Regions from separate parts of the Homo sapiens genome. Here region 1 is linked to region 2. A link is a contact called in ENCODE Hi-C or POLR2A ChIA-PET data. All regions are on one chromosome and are shown on one strand. The core of a region is the stretch at or near the end of the contact, and the rest is flanking DNA. Distances in the headings are between cores, read along the strand shown.

Region 1 (7,253 bases), core at 109-2,608, 3.3 Mb after region 2:
AGCCATCGCACCCGGCCTGCATTTTCTTAATATAAGTTTCCATAAATGATTTAACTTTTTTTCACATCTGTATTTCACATCTCTTCACTTCGGAACCAGCTATTTTTCTTTCCATCCCATCTCCTTGTCTCTCCAACATACTGAAATTAATTTCCTGGTTTTTTTATCCAGTAGCGCCTAAAATAATAGTCATATAATATTTTCCACACCATCAAAATAAATCCAAATTGTAGGCAGATTGATTTTATCTTGTTGGTGTTTTCCTTCTTTACAACCTTACTTTTGTACCCATCCCCCAAACAAAATAATGAATAAAAAGAAGGAATTTGCTGTCTATAACCTGCAATTAAAGTCCTTGTTGGTGCTTTAAATATTAAGTCAAGGAGTTTAACTGAAAAAACAAACAAAAAAAGCCGGCCGGGCTTGGTGGCTCACGCCTGTAATCCCAGAACTTTGGGAGGCCGAGGCGGGCGGATCACCTGAGGTCAGGAGTTCGAGACCAGCCTGCCCAACATGGCGAAACCCCGTCTCTACTAAAATACAAAAAATTAGCCAGGCGTGATGGCGGGCGCCTGTAATCCCAGCTACTCGGGAGGCTGAGGCAGGAGAATCGCTTGAACCCGGGAGGCGTAGGTTGCAGTGAGCCGAGATGGCGCCACTGCACGCCAGCCTGGGCTACAAGAGCGAAATTCCATCTCAAAAAAAGCCATAAATAAACAAAAACTTTAAAAAATAATCTTTGATGTCCTCTTTTTTCAGCGCTCCTGGCAGTTTCTAGGACACAATAGGTATTCAACAAGCTCTTGTTCATATTTACCTTTAAAAATTTCCCTCAGTGGTATTAGGTATATTTTTGCTTTCCTACTTTTATTTTTTCACTTTGAAGTACTTTGGAGGCAGGATAACGGACTAAATAGCTCTTATCCCTCACGCGGCTAGGTCCCATTTTTCTAGAATATTACATGAAGGCGGCGAATTTCAAGGACTTCTAAATGAGTCTTTGAAAGATTCTGTTCTAGCAACTTCAAGCCATTTTGGACTCCGAAAACTCCGCAATATTTCACAACTGCGCATGCGTGCTTGGAAAGCGTCAGCGCGCTAGATGTTTACGTATCGAGAAAGGGGCGGGTCATTATCTTTAGCGGACCAATGAAAACGCTCCAGATTATCTTTTTTCTATTGGCCGACCGGGGCCAATTAGAAATCAACCTTCTTTTAGCGGGCGTGTAGCGCCAGCGCGCTGTGACGTAATGTGAGGGGTCTCCCGGCAGGGCTGAGCTGGACCAATGAGGAAAGGCAAGGGGCCGATTTGCCTGTTCTCACGCCCCACCCTCAGACCTAGCCGGAGCAAAGTTTCACTTATAGAAGGGAGAGGAGCGAACATGGCAGCGCGTTGGCGGTTTTGGTGTGTCTCTGTGACCATGGTGGTGGCGCTGCTCATCGTTTGCGACGTTCCCTCAGCCTCTGCCCAAAGAAAGAAGGAGGTGAGAACGCGGTTTCCAGCAGCATGGGCTTTTCCCAATGACTGGGGCTTAAGAGGGTCTGTTCGCCTCTTCCCAGCCCCCTTTCCCTGCCGCTTCTATGCCTTTGGTGGCTTCAATTACGCGGTTTTCGGAGTTGTGGAATTCGTGAGAGAAGGAACTGTAACTCTTTGTCTTCTGGGGATGTAGAATCTGAGAGTGGAGTAGCGTAGGTGACAGCCCGACTTCTACAGTCTTGTGAATGTGCATAGCTATGAGTTTTGACACTTTTGAGTGTGGGCCCCGTCAGGTGTTGGGGGTGGGGAGTTCGACTTTAGATCCCAGGAGTAGGATATCTGAGACTCTATACTGCTGGCCGATGTAACTCCCTGAATGATGTGTAAGAGTTCTCTATTTTCTAGCATTTTCATTTCAGGAGTGTGAGAGTTAGACCAAAGAGTGAAATTATGCCAGATTTATTACTTTGTCCAAATAATTGTTTCAAGGCAATTTACCAGATTGAAAGCTCCTAACCATTTTCAATCATTCCACAAATGTAAGCATGCTAGGCAATGTTCTAGGCACTTGATATACATAAATGAACAAAACTAAGATCTTGTGGAACTCATAGGCTTTAGGAAGTGGAGGAGATACAGTATTCTCACCATTAAGCAATCCAGGTAGAGGAATTTTAACAATGCGTTTTCAAACGTTTGTGATTTGGAGTCCTATACTCTTAGGACTTTAAGACTACTAGCAATTACTTATACCCTCTAATTTTATAGATGAGAAAAAGAGTCTTAAATTTAGAAAATGAACGAGGACTCAAACCCTACGTCAGTCATTCTAACTCTATTTCCTGTACATTCTGTGCTTCCTCTAATAGAGAAAAACTGTGCACATACTCTAAAAATACCAGTTAAGCACTTCAGATACTTGTCTACTTGAGCTGAATTAAGAAAGAAAGCTATCTTCTCTATGTTTCTAAGTATTTGAACTATTCCATAAGAAGAAAAACTAAGCTAGGAAGTTAAACTTAATGAGTTGCTTATTAGATTGGCAAAGAGTACAATAAAAATATACAATTGTCAAAAGTATCGTGAAGTGAGCAGGCTCAGACACTGAAACTAGAAATTGATGTCCTTCTTTGGGAGGATCCTAAGCTATGGTTATGTGGAAAAGAAGATGCAGAGCAATGCATAATTTTATGTCTTAGAAATTTTTTATGTTAAAAACAACAGCATCCCCTATATATAAGTATATGTGTATGTATAGAGAAATCTCTGTAAGGATACATGACAATACCTTAACAGTGGCTATCTCTAGGCAGTTGGGATTATCGATGAGGGGAACGTTTTCACGTTTTACTTTACATGCTGGTATTGCTGGTATTACCTGAATTTCCACGATGACCACTTTTTTTTTTTTTTGAGACCGGGTCTCGCTCTGTTGCCCAGGCTGGAGTTCAGTGGTGGGATCATGGCTCACTGCAGCCTCGACTTCCTGGGCTCTAGTGATCCTCTCACCTCCACCTCCACCTCCCGAATATCTAGGACTACCGGCATGTGCCACAATATCCCTGGCTACTTTTTTATCTTTTTGTAGAAACGGAGTCTCTCTGTGTTGACAGGCTAGTCTCAAACTCCTGGGCTCAAGTGTTGCTTCCGCCTTGGCCTCCCAAAGTGTTGGGATTACAGGTGTGAGCCACTGTGCCTAGTCCACTTATTCTTTTTAATTAAAAAGTGAAGGCTTTTTAAAACTTAGCATTTCTACCAGTGAAATTATATTTATTCATTGACTCTCTCACTGAACTGGAAGCACAACAGCCTAGCTGAAAATAGGTTTTGTTTTTTTTTTAAAGGAATCAGCACTGAATTGTATACTTTAAAATGGTCAATATGGTGAATTTTATGTTAAGGCAATAAATTACATGCCTTCCTTGATCTTTCTGTACTCTCTTGGAAGTACATTCACCCTTTTCATGCATGTACAAGACTTATGCGAGAATATCTTCCTTTTCTCTTACCCCACCCTTTCATTCACCTGAAGATTCCTACTCTTCAAGTCTTAGCTCAAACAGTATCTTCTTTCTTCCTCGGCTAAAGTTTTCTTGGTGCCTCCAGGTGAACTGAGATGAATTCAGCACAGCATATAGTCATTGTAGGTATGTATGTATTTATTTGGAGACAGGGCCTCTTACACAGGCTGCATGCTGTGCAATGGCACTATCATGACTCACTGCAGCCTCTACTTCCTGGGGTCAAGTGATCCTCCCACCTTGGCCTCCCAAAGTGCTGAGATTACAGGAGCGAGCCTCCATGCCTGACCTGTATTGTCCTTGTTTATATGCCAGTCTTTGCCCTAACACTGTAAGCATCTTGAATGCAAAAACTTCTTAATTTTTCTTTACCTCACATCCAGCATTTTCTGTCAAAATGTCCTCAACAAACATCAGATTAACTGTGTACTTATATAAAATCAGGAATCTGTTCTTTCTTTTTATAAATGTATATATATATTTAAAAAAATTTTTTTTCAGACAGGGTCTCACTCTGTTGCCAAGGCTGGAGTGTAGTGGCATGATCATAGCTCAGTACAGCCTTATGACCTCACTGGGCTCAGGTGATCCTCCCACCTAAGACTTCCCAGCTGGGACTACAGGCATGTGCCACCATGCCTAGTTAATTTTTATATTTTTTGTAGAAATGGGGTTTTGCTGTGTTGTCCAGGCTGGCCTTGAACTCCTGGACTCAAGTGATCTACCCACCTTGGCCTCCCAAAGTGCTGGGATTACAGGCATGAGCCACTGTGTTCAGCCGGGAATCTGTTCTTTCAGTTGTAGGTTTTCTTAGATTTCACAACATAAAATTGGATTTTCTCATCAGTAAGCATGGAATTTATATAGGCTGCTAAAGATGATTTAGTTTTTCCTCCTTCCCTCTCTGAGAATGGTTTAGGCTGTCTTTAAAAAGACTACTATGATACTCCTTAGACACAGTTTCAAAATATGGGTGTTCTGTTGCAGAACATTTTTTTGTCAATTTTTGAAAACATTATTTAAAAAAATTCCAGGTCTATCTACTATAATAAATTTGACTTTAAATAATAGGGTAATGTCTGATCTTAAAATCTATTTTTTGCTGGGTGCAGTGGCTCACGCCTGTAATCCCAGCACTTTGGGAGGCCGAGGCGGGTGGATCACTTGAGGTCAGGAGTTCAAGACCAGGCTGGCCAACTTGGGGAAACCCCGTCTCTACTAAAAATACAAAAAAAATTAGCCAGCCAGGGTGGCACATGCCTGTAGTCCCAGCTACTCAGGAGTCTGAGGCATGAGAATCGCTTGAACAAGAGAGCGAGACTCTGTCTCAAAAAAAAAAAAAGTGTGCATATATGTATATTCTTTTTAAAAGATACCTCCCCTAAATAAATATGATTAAAAATCACTCAAGTTCCTCATAGTTGTCTATTGCTAAATGGAATGCTACCCTGCTTATTATTTATACCTTTAACAATGTTTTCATTGGAACGTGGACTTATTTTTCTTTTTAAATTTTTAAAAATGTTTTGTGGAGACCGGGTCTCACTATGTTGACCAGGCTGGTTTCAAACTCCTGGCCTCCAGCAATCCTCCTGCTTTGACCTCCTAAAGTGACAGAATTACAGGCGTGAGCCACTGAGCCCAGCCATTTATTCTCTGATATTTATCGAATGCATTCTACATGCCAGGCACTATAGTTTACACTCATTATCTATAATACACACATTAACATTGCAGAGTAAGTATTAACCCCTTCGAAAGATAAGGGGACTTTAAAGATGAGGGGACTGGCCAGGCATGGTGGCTCATGCCTATAATCCCAGAACTTTGGGAGGCTGAGGTGGGAGGATCCCTTGAGGTGATGGGAGGATCCCTTGAGGCCAAGAGTTTGAGCCCAGCCTGAACAACATAGCCAGACTCATCTCTACCCACCCCAGATAGATAGATAGATAGATAGATAGATAGATAGATAGATAGATGAGGGAACTGACAGTAAGCAAGAGGGTGGTTGGGGGCTTGCTCATAGAAGCACAGCTCTAAGAAACTGAGCTGGGATCCCACACTGGTCTGTCTAGTTCCAAAGCCTATGTTTTGTGCTAGGCAACAAAGGCTTGTTTTTGCAGCGACTGGTTTTATTTTATGGTGAATCCTTTCCCCCTGTTGTGGAAGGGAAGTTGTTCATCCTCGCATCTGGTGTTATCTTAGAGAGGCAGCATGATAAAAATGAAGAAGCATGGTCTTTGATAAAATTATTCATATTTCTTTACTTCTGGGAATCTATAATAATAATAATAATATGAAATGTGGAAAGTGATGAACACGCAATGCATACTGAAGCATAATAAAAATGGTCATCATAATGCTAGGATGGCAGATAGATCTCCCTCCCCAGTTTTCCAAAAAAGTCTGTAGTTTTAAAGAGGATATGCTTTAATCCACCCCCAATGATGTTTAACAAGTTACTCTGAGTCTCATTTTCCTCATCAGTAGAATGGAAAAAATGCTGATTTCTTTGGCTATTGTGAAAATTAAATGAGATGAGGGATGTGAAGTACCTAATGCAGTACCTGGCATATAGAAGATGTTAAGTAAATGTTAGAAAATAAAGTGAGATTATATTCCTCTGGGTGGTAAATGTTTTGCAGTTGATCTTTTTGGGATGTTTAACAAGGCAGGCTATCATTGGAAAAACTTTGCTTTGAGAAATGACTCATGAAAGTATCACATGTGCAAAAAACCCTGCAGTTCTCTAGAAAATATCTGATTAGAGAAACAGGCTTAGTAGCAGTTGCAGAACAATTAAATGGAGACACCACCAAAAAATTAAAAACTAAGGAAAGGGGACAAGGATAGATTTTAGCTCTATCCAGGAAGTACGTGAACTGATAATGGAGCAGATGGCATTTAAGGATTAAAAATGCTCACTTCTCTGTTCACTGTCTTCTTCAGTAATTATCTGCCCGTTATATTTCCAGATCTGTTCCAGATCTCTTAATTTAAGGAGGGAGTTGGAAATGTATACCTTAACTAAGAATTTGTTTTGTTCTACTTCATACTAACATCTGAAGACTGGTAGATGATTAGGAAAGGTGAAAATATGAAGAATTTTTATGAATAAACCCTGATGGTTAGAACAAAGACACGAATAAGTTTTGGGAGTACTATTCAGCCATAAAAAAGAATGAGATCCTATCATTTGCAACAACATGGATGGAACTGGAAGTCGTTATGTTAAGTGAAATAAGCCGAGCACAGAAAGACAAACATTGCATATCCTCACTTACGTGTGGGAGCTAAAAATCAAAACACTTGAACTCATGGAGATAGTAGAATGATAGCTACCAGAAGCTGGGGGTGGTGGTGGGAGGTGGGGATTCTTTATGAGTACAAACAAAAAACAAAAAACATAATGAATAAGACCTACTGTTTGATAGCACAACGGAGTGACTATAGTCAATAATAATTTAATTGTAGATTTAAAAAATTAAGAGTATAATAGGATTGTTTGTAACACAAAGGATAAATGCTTGAGGAGATGGATATCTCGTTTTACATGATGTGATGAGTGCACATTGCATGCCTGTATCAAAACATCTCATGTACTTCATAAATATATACACCTAAGGCCGGGCACAGTGGCTCACACCTATAATCCTGGCACTTTGGGAGGCCGAGGCAGGCGGATCACGAGTTCAGGAGATCGAGACCATCCTGGCTAACACGGTGAAACCCCGTCTCTACTAAAAATACAAAAA
Region 2 (6,801 bases), core at 3,204-5,703:
GCATTTCTTGGTGGTTAAGTACATATTCTTTGGATTCAAACATCTTGCTTGGATTCAAGCTCTATGGCTTACCAACTGTGTAACCTTGAGAAAGTTATTTACTCTTTGAACCTGTATACTGTATTTCCTTCTCTGAAAAACAGAGATAATCATAGTGCTTAATTCAAAGGATTATTTTTAAAAATGAGATAGTATCTGACATACTTAGGGGCTTCTACTGACTATCATTATTATGGTTACCATCAAGAAGTCCATTACATTGGTCTGGGCAAAGATTTTTTGGGTAAAACCTCAAAAACAGGCAATGAAAGTAAAAATAGACAAATGGAACTATATTAAGCTAAAAAGCTTCTGCACAGCAAAGGAAACAATCAATAGAGTAAGGAGAAACCTAAAAATGGGAGGAAATATTTTCCAACTATCCATCTGACAAGAGATTAATATGTGGAATATATAAGGAAGTCAGTAGCAAAAAAGAAACCCACAAAAAAACAAATAATCCAATTTTTTTAAATGGCAAATGATTTCAATAAACATTTCACAAAAGAAGACATACAAATCGCAAACAGGTATAAGAAAAAATGTTCCGCATCACTAACCATCAGGAAAATGCAAATCAAAACTATAATGAGATAACATCTCACTCCAATTAAAATGGCTATTACCAAAAAGATAACAAATGCTGGTAAGGGCACTGAGAAAGCGGAATACTAGTACACTTTTGCTGGGAATGTAAATTAGTACAGCTGCTATGGAAAACAGCACAGAGATTTCTCAAAAAAACAAAAATAGAACTACCACATGATCTAGAGCTGCCATGGAAAACAGCATAGAGGTTCCTCAAAAAACAAAAATAGAACTATCACATGATTTAGCAATCTCACTTTTGGGTATATATCCAAAAGAAAGGATATCAGTATATCAAAGAAATATCTGCACTCCCATGTTTATTAAAGAACTATTCAAAATAACTATGATATGTGGCTAAGTGTCCATCAACGGTGAATGAATAAAGGAAATGTGATATATATATATATATATATATATATACACACACACACACACACATATATATACACACACTTATATATACACACATATATATACACACACAAAATAAAATATTATTCAGCCATAAAAATGATATTCTGTTATTTGTGACAACATGGATGAGCCTGGAGGACATTATTTTAAGTGAACTAAGACATAACACAGAAAGACAAAAGACATACCACACGTTCTCACCCATGTGGGAGCTAAAAAAGTCGATCCCATGAAGATATTGGGTAGAATGGATGGTGGTTACCAGAGGCTGAGAAGGGTAGGGGGAAAGAAGGATTAAGAGAGGTTGGTTAATGAGTACACAAATACAGTTAGATAGAAGGAATAAGATCCACTGTTCAATTGCACAATAGGGTGGCTATAGTTACCAATATAATTTACTGTATAGCTAGAAAAAACAGCTAGAATGTTTGGAATGTTCCCACCACAAATAAATGATAAATGTTTGCGGTAACGGATATCCTAATTACCCTAATTTGATCATCACACATTGTGTGCATGTATCAAAAGATCATATGTCCCCCATAAATATGCACAATTATGATATATCAATAAAAATAAAAAATGAAATCCATTGCAAAGACCAACATACTTGTTTTCATTTCTAAACTTTCAAGAAGCAAGTGCTACTCTTCACTATTAGGCCACTTTTTTTGTTTTGTTTTGTTTTTGAGAGAAAGTCTCGCTCTGTTGCCCAGGCTGGATTGCAGTGGTGCGATCTCTGCTCACCGCAAGCTCCGCCTCTTGGGTTCACGCCATTCTCCTGCCTCAGCCTCCCGAGTGGCTGGGACTGCAGGCGCCCGCCACCATAATAAGTTAACATTGTCTTGCCAATTATCACAGATCCAGATCCCCCACTCTGCCCAGTATAACCAGTATAACATCTGTTGTTTTTTTTTTTAATGACAACCAGTAGGAAGATTAAGAAACAGTCAGCTACCACCAATCCAAAGCAAAGAAGCTTTTAACTGTTCTTCAGACAACTAAACTTAGTCACTTATTGAAGTATCTCACTATGTGCAATTGTAGGACTCCATCAGGATATTTGCTCAAAACTTTCTAACTTATGTATTAAAACAAACAGGGCATCAATCTTAAAGGAAAACTTTAGTACAGCAAACTGAAAAGTGCCTTTCTGAAGTAAATAATCACCACTCCATTCATGTTACAAAGAAGTACTCACTTTACACTGTTTTGGTATTATTTAAAAGTGTTGTAATAGTATAATAAAGCAAGGATTTATTTTGGCATTATGAAGTAGAATTTTGATAACAGGTTCATTGAACTATAATTACTACAGTAGATAAATTTCTAATAAATTTCTAACTACTCATGACAAAAAATTGAAATAAAATACAAATACCATAAACATCTGCCATTTGCATGGTCTTCAACAATAAAGTCCAACAAAGATGGGAAGAATAGACACTGAAGACTACAGAGGAGGGAGGGAGGAAGGCAAAGGTTGTAAAATTACCTATTGGGTACTACGCCCACTACCAGGGTGAGAGGTTCAATGGTACCCCAAACCTTGCACAGTATACCCATGCATCAAATCTGCACATGTACCCTCTGAATCTAAAATAAAAGTTGAAATCTAAATAAAAAAAAAAAGGAGTCCAATAAAGGAAATAATAGAAGACAGCAGCCATTTCTAAGGCTCTTGGAAACTTAAGACTTAACAAAGAGAGGTGCAGTTATTCTTACTTGAATAGAAATTCTGAAAGCAGTTTCTTGTTGAATCTACTTTTAAAGAAGGGGTAGAGGAAGGAGAAAGCAAAGAATAAATAACAGTATTGAAACTGTATGACTCCCAAAGCAAAACTAACTGCCTGATCTGTTCAGTCTCATTAGGGGTTTAACTAAAGGCATTAAGTTGGACTTTACAATTATTGGATTGAGTTGAGACTCTGAGCAACTCAAATTTTACTTTGAAATATTAGACAACATGTATGGAAAATAATAAAGCAAGAGGCTCATAAAATTAGGTCCAAAGGAAATATAAAAGGTGTTCTTTTTTTTAACCTAAACTTATTCAAAAAATGTAAGATTAAATTTTCTGATATTCCAAAATTGCATAAACATATCCACACATGGTGGCCAGAGAAGACAAAGTTCAAATATCAAGGTTCTTGTGATTTAACATAACCTCCACTTCCATTCCACATCCTCTCAGGTGTAAATAAACAAGCCAAAAAATAAAAACACACAACAACCTGGATTAGCTGCTGCTCTAAAGCTCAAGAAGAGGGAAGGGGTTCCTATACCCTACAATCTGAACCCACACATCTGTTCTTGCCACTGTCTGCCTTTCTCTTGAGTTGTAAAAAGCAGAAGCACTTTCATTTATCATGGATATACACTCATCTTGCACCCCAGTTTATCATATTCTCCCGACAGCTGCTGAAAATTTGTTATTCTAAATTAAGAGTAAGTGAATCCATGAAAGAGAAAGTCCTATCATTTGAAGCAGCAGCAACTCAGGCTGCCACTACACAAGAAGCCACTGAGCTCCCTATCCAGTTCTCAATATACTTGAAGCAGTGAGAGAAATTTAAAAGTAAAATATTTTGAAAGAATAGAAACAGTCAAAATAAGGGACAATATGGGGGGAAAACTGAATCTCGTGTCATATTAAGTTAAAAAAAAATTTACGTCATTGTTACCAACTTCCCCTCCCAATTTGTCTAGTTCTAACAGGCCTTCAAGCTCAAGTTAACCACTTTCTTCTACACACTCTCAAAATAACTCTATTACCAGGGTCTCACTCACCCAGAATAATTACAATGCCTCGGTAGGCCTCCACTCAATCCCCACCAGTTACAGCATGTGTACCCCCATCCTTTACAGAAGTGCACTCCTCCTTGTCTCAGTACTTAGGGCGTATTCATCAAATGTCTCACTCTTGAAACTCACCAGTGTGCGATTTTACTTGACTTCACGTAACCCTAAAGACCGTATAGCACCATCTCCCATCTCCCAAAACTTGGTAGCTTTCGTTTTCCTTCAAAGCAGAAATGTGCCCCCCAACGTCACGAAGCAAACAAAGCTGAACTCTATGTGGAAAAAAAAAAAAATGAAATCGATGCAACAAAGGGAAAAAAGGGAAGAAGAAGGGTGGGATCGGGGATGCATGAGTCTTCCAAAGGAGAAGCTGCCAGAGGAACTTCTGCATTTTAATGGTTCTGGGGCAGCAGAGGACTGGTGTGTAGGAAAACAACAAAGGTGGACTCCCCACTCTCCTTACCGCTGTAGAGCCAGAGGAAGATGCAATATATACACGGATCACCATCCTGGGAACAGCGGCTGCGGTTGTTTGGGTCCTGAAAAGGGCTGTGGAGCAGCTGCAGCAATGGCTGGAATCCAGCTAGGGGCTGAAACAGCGGTTGGCAGAGAAGGGTGGGGGAAGGTGGAAGGAGAACTCGCCAGAGCCCCGCCTCCGCCTTTAGCAGCTTCCACCGAGCTCTCTAAGCGCTGCAGTTCCAGCCCAAAACCCCGGAAGGAACAGGCTGTTTGCATCAATTCTATTTTTTTTTAATAGGGAATCTCGAATAGCACCGCGAGATCTGTTGAAACATTGATTTTTGACGATTCCTTCCCTGAGAAGAGGGCGAGGAGAAGAAGAAAGAAAAAGGAGAACTGAATTGAATTAGATTAGCATGAAGGACCTTTTCACGCGGAGACTAAAAGTACTGCGCATAACTTCCTGCTCAGAAATATATGCAAATAAGAAGACAGATCCTGAAAGAGCAAGCTGTATGTTGAAAACCCATGTTCTCAAAGCCTTGCGCATTTTAAGATTCCTATTACGTAGTGATTTTTCTGATCTTAGCTCGTTGTAGGAATTAGGCACTAAAGTACTGAGCAATGCTGCAGAGTTTTGAAGGAAAGTTTCAGGTTTCCTTAAGCCCAGAAATGGCAGGATTGGTTTTCTTTTTGAATTTTGTGTTTTGTTAAATTAGGGAACCCTGCTTCCGTGGGAATTTGCAGGAGGCCTGATTGGCAAGTTTAAGAATGAAGGAATAAATTACAAAGAAAAGATTGAAAATATTGTGTAAAAAGATGGATGATTTTTGTTTTGTTTTGCTTTTTAACTGACTGAAGTAAGGGATTTGGGAGAACATATTGCAGATGTTGAAATGGTGAAGAGAGAGATCAGATGGTTATTTGTAGCTCTAAGGAAATGAGCAAACAGTTAATAATGTCCAGAGACAGACCATATACTTCAAAGTGTAGTTTTAGGTTCCCAGATTATGTTAAATGAACAGAAAAAAAGGAATTTGCAAGATGAATGAGAGTGGAGAGGAGTCAGTCGCTTGTCCTACTTCTTTTCCTTTGCTGTTTTTCCACTGTCTCCAGTCTAGTGGTTTACTGTCTTTGCCTAGGCTCAGTGCTTACAATAGCTTTGTTAACTGTTCCCTACCCACAGGTTTTCCCTTCTCCAATCTGTCTTAAATACTAATTCCAAATTAATCTCTTTACATGTTGTCCTTAAAACAACCTCAAGAGGTGGGTACTATTACATTAATTTTACAGATGAAGAAACTGAAACTCAGAAAAATAGTTTTCCTAAAATCATATGGTTAGTACATTCCAGAGTTAGGAACTCCAGAGGCCACCTTCTTATTTTTTTTTAATTATACTTTAAATTCTAGGGTACATGTGCACAACGTGCAGGTTTGTTACATAGGTATACATGTGCCATGTTGGTTTGCTGCACCCATCAACTCGTTGTTTACATTAGGTATTTCACCTAATGCTATCACTCCTCCAGCCCCCCACCCCCCGACTGGCCCCGGGGTGTGATGTTCCCTGTCCTGTGTCCATGTGTTCTCATTGTTCAACTCCCACATATGAGTGAGAACATGTGGTGTTTGGTTTTCTGTCCTTGTGATAGTTTGCTTAGAATGATGGTTTCCAGCTTCATCCATGTCCCTGCAAAGGACATGAACTCATCCTTTTCTATGGCTGCATAGTATTCCATGGTGTACATGTGCCACATTTTCTTAATCCAGTCTATCACTGGGACATTTGAGTTGGTTCCAAGTCTTTGCTATTATGAATAGTGCTGCAATAAACATACATGTGCATGTGTCTTTATTATAGAAAGATTTATAATCCTTTGGGTATATGCTCAGTAATGAGATTGCTGGGTCAAATGACATTTCTAGTCTAGATCCTTGGGGGATCGCCACACTGTCTTCCACAATGGTTGAACTAATTTACACTCCCACCAACAGTATAAAAGCATTCCTATTTCTCCAAACCCTCTCCAGCATCTGTTGTATGATTGCCATTCTAACTAGCATGAGATGGTATTTCATTGTGGTTTTGATTTGCATTTCTCTCATGACCAGTGATGATGAGCATTTTTGCATATGTCTGTTGGCTGCATAAATGTCTTCTTTTGAGAAATGTCTGTTCATATCCTTTGCCCACATTTTGATGGGGTTGTTTTTTTCTTGTAAATTTGTTTAAGTTCTTCGTAGATTCTGGATATTAGCCCTTTGTCAGATGAGTAGATTGCAAAAATTTTCTCCCATTCTGTAGGTTGCCTGTTCACTCTGATGATAGTTTCTTTTGCTGTGCAGAAGCTCTTTAGTTTAACTAGATCCCATTTGTCTATTTTGGCTTTTGTTGCCATTGCTTTCAGTGTTTTAGTCATGAATCTTTGCCCATGCCTATGTCCTGAATGGCATTGCCTAGGTCTTCTTCTAGGGTTTTTATGGTGTTAGGTCT

The links. A loop is a pair of places that touch in the nucleus more often than their neighbours do. ChIA-PET counts read pairs that join two places held with the same protein, here RNA polymerase II (POLR2A). Pooled maps may share reads with other maps.
Region 1: a map of CD8-positive, alpha-beta T cell shows a loop between it and region 2 (17-fold over the local background). The contact joins the promoter of MAGT1 here to the promoter of SH3BGRL in region 2. A Hi-C loop is called at or near these places in 2 of 168 maps with a recorded cell type or tissue (CD8-positive, alpha-beta T cell and naive thymus-derived CD4-positive, alpha-beta T cell), 1 of 37 single-sample maps with no recorded cell type and 10 of 50 pooled maps. POLR2A ChIA-PET finds 5 or more read pairs at or near these places in 1 of 52 experiments (T-cell).

What each region holds. Positions count from the first base shown.
Region 1 is chrX:77,889,540-77,896,792 of GRCh38, reverse strand. It overlaps MAGT1 (magnesium transporter 1), which reads left to right and starts at 1,358. Exons shown (of 10, transcript NM_001367916.1): 1 at 1,358-1,484. The coding sequence starts at 1,383. RefSeq lists an enhancer at 1,362-1,611.
Region 2 is chrX:81,199,754-81,206,554 of GRCh38, reverse strand. SH3BGRL (SH3 domain binding glutamate rich protein like) reads right to left here and starts at 4,453. Exons shown (of 4, transcript NM_003022.3): 1 at 4,310-4,453. The coding sequence starts at 4,354. It overlaps HMGN5 (high mobility group nucleosome binding domain 5), which reads left to right and starts at 4,642. Exons shown (of 7, transcript NM_030763.3): 1 at 4,642-4,818. RefSeq lists enhancers at 4,258-4,427, 4,548-4,797.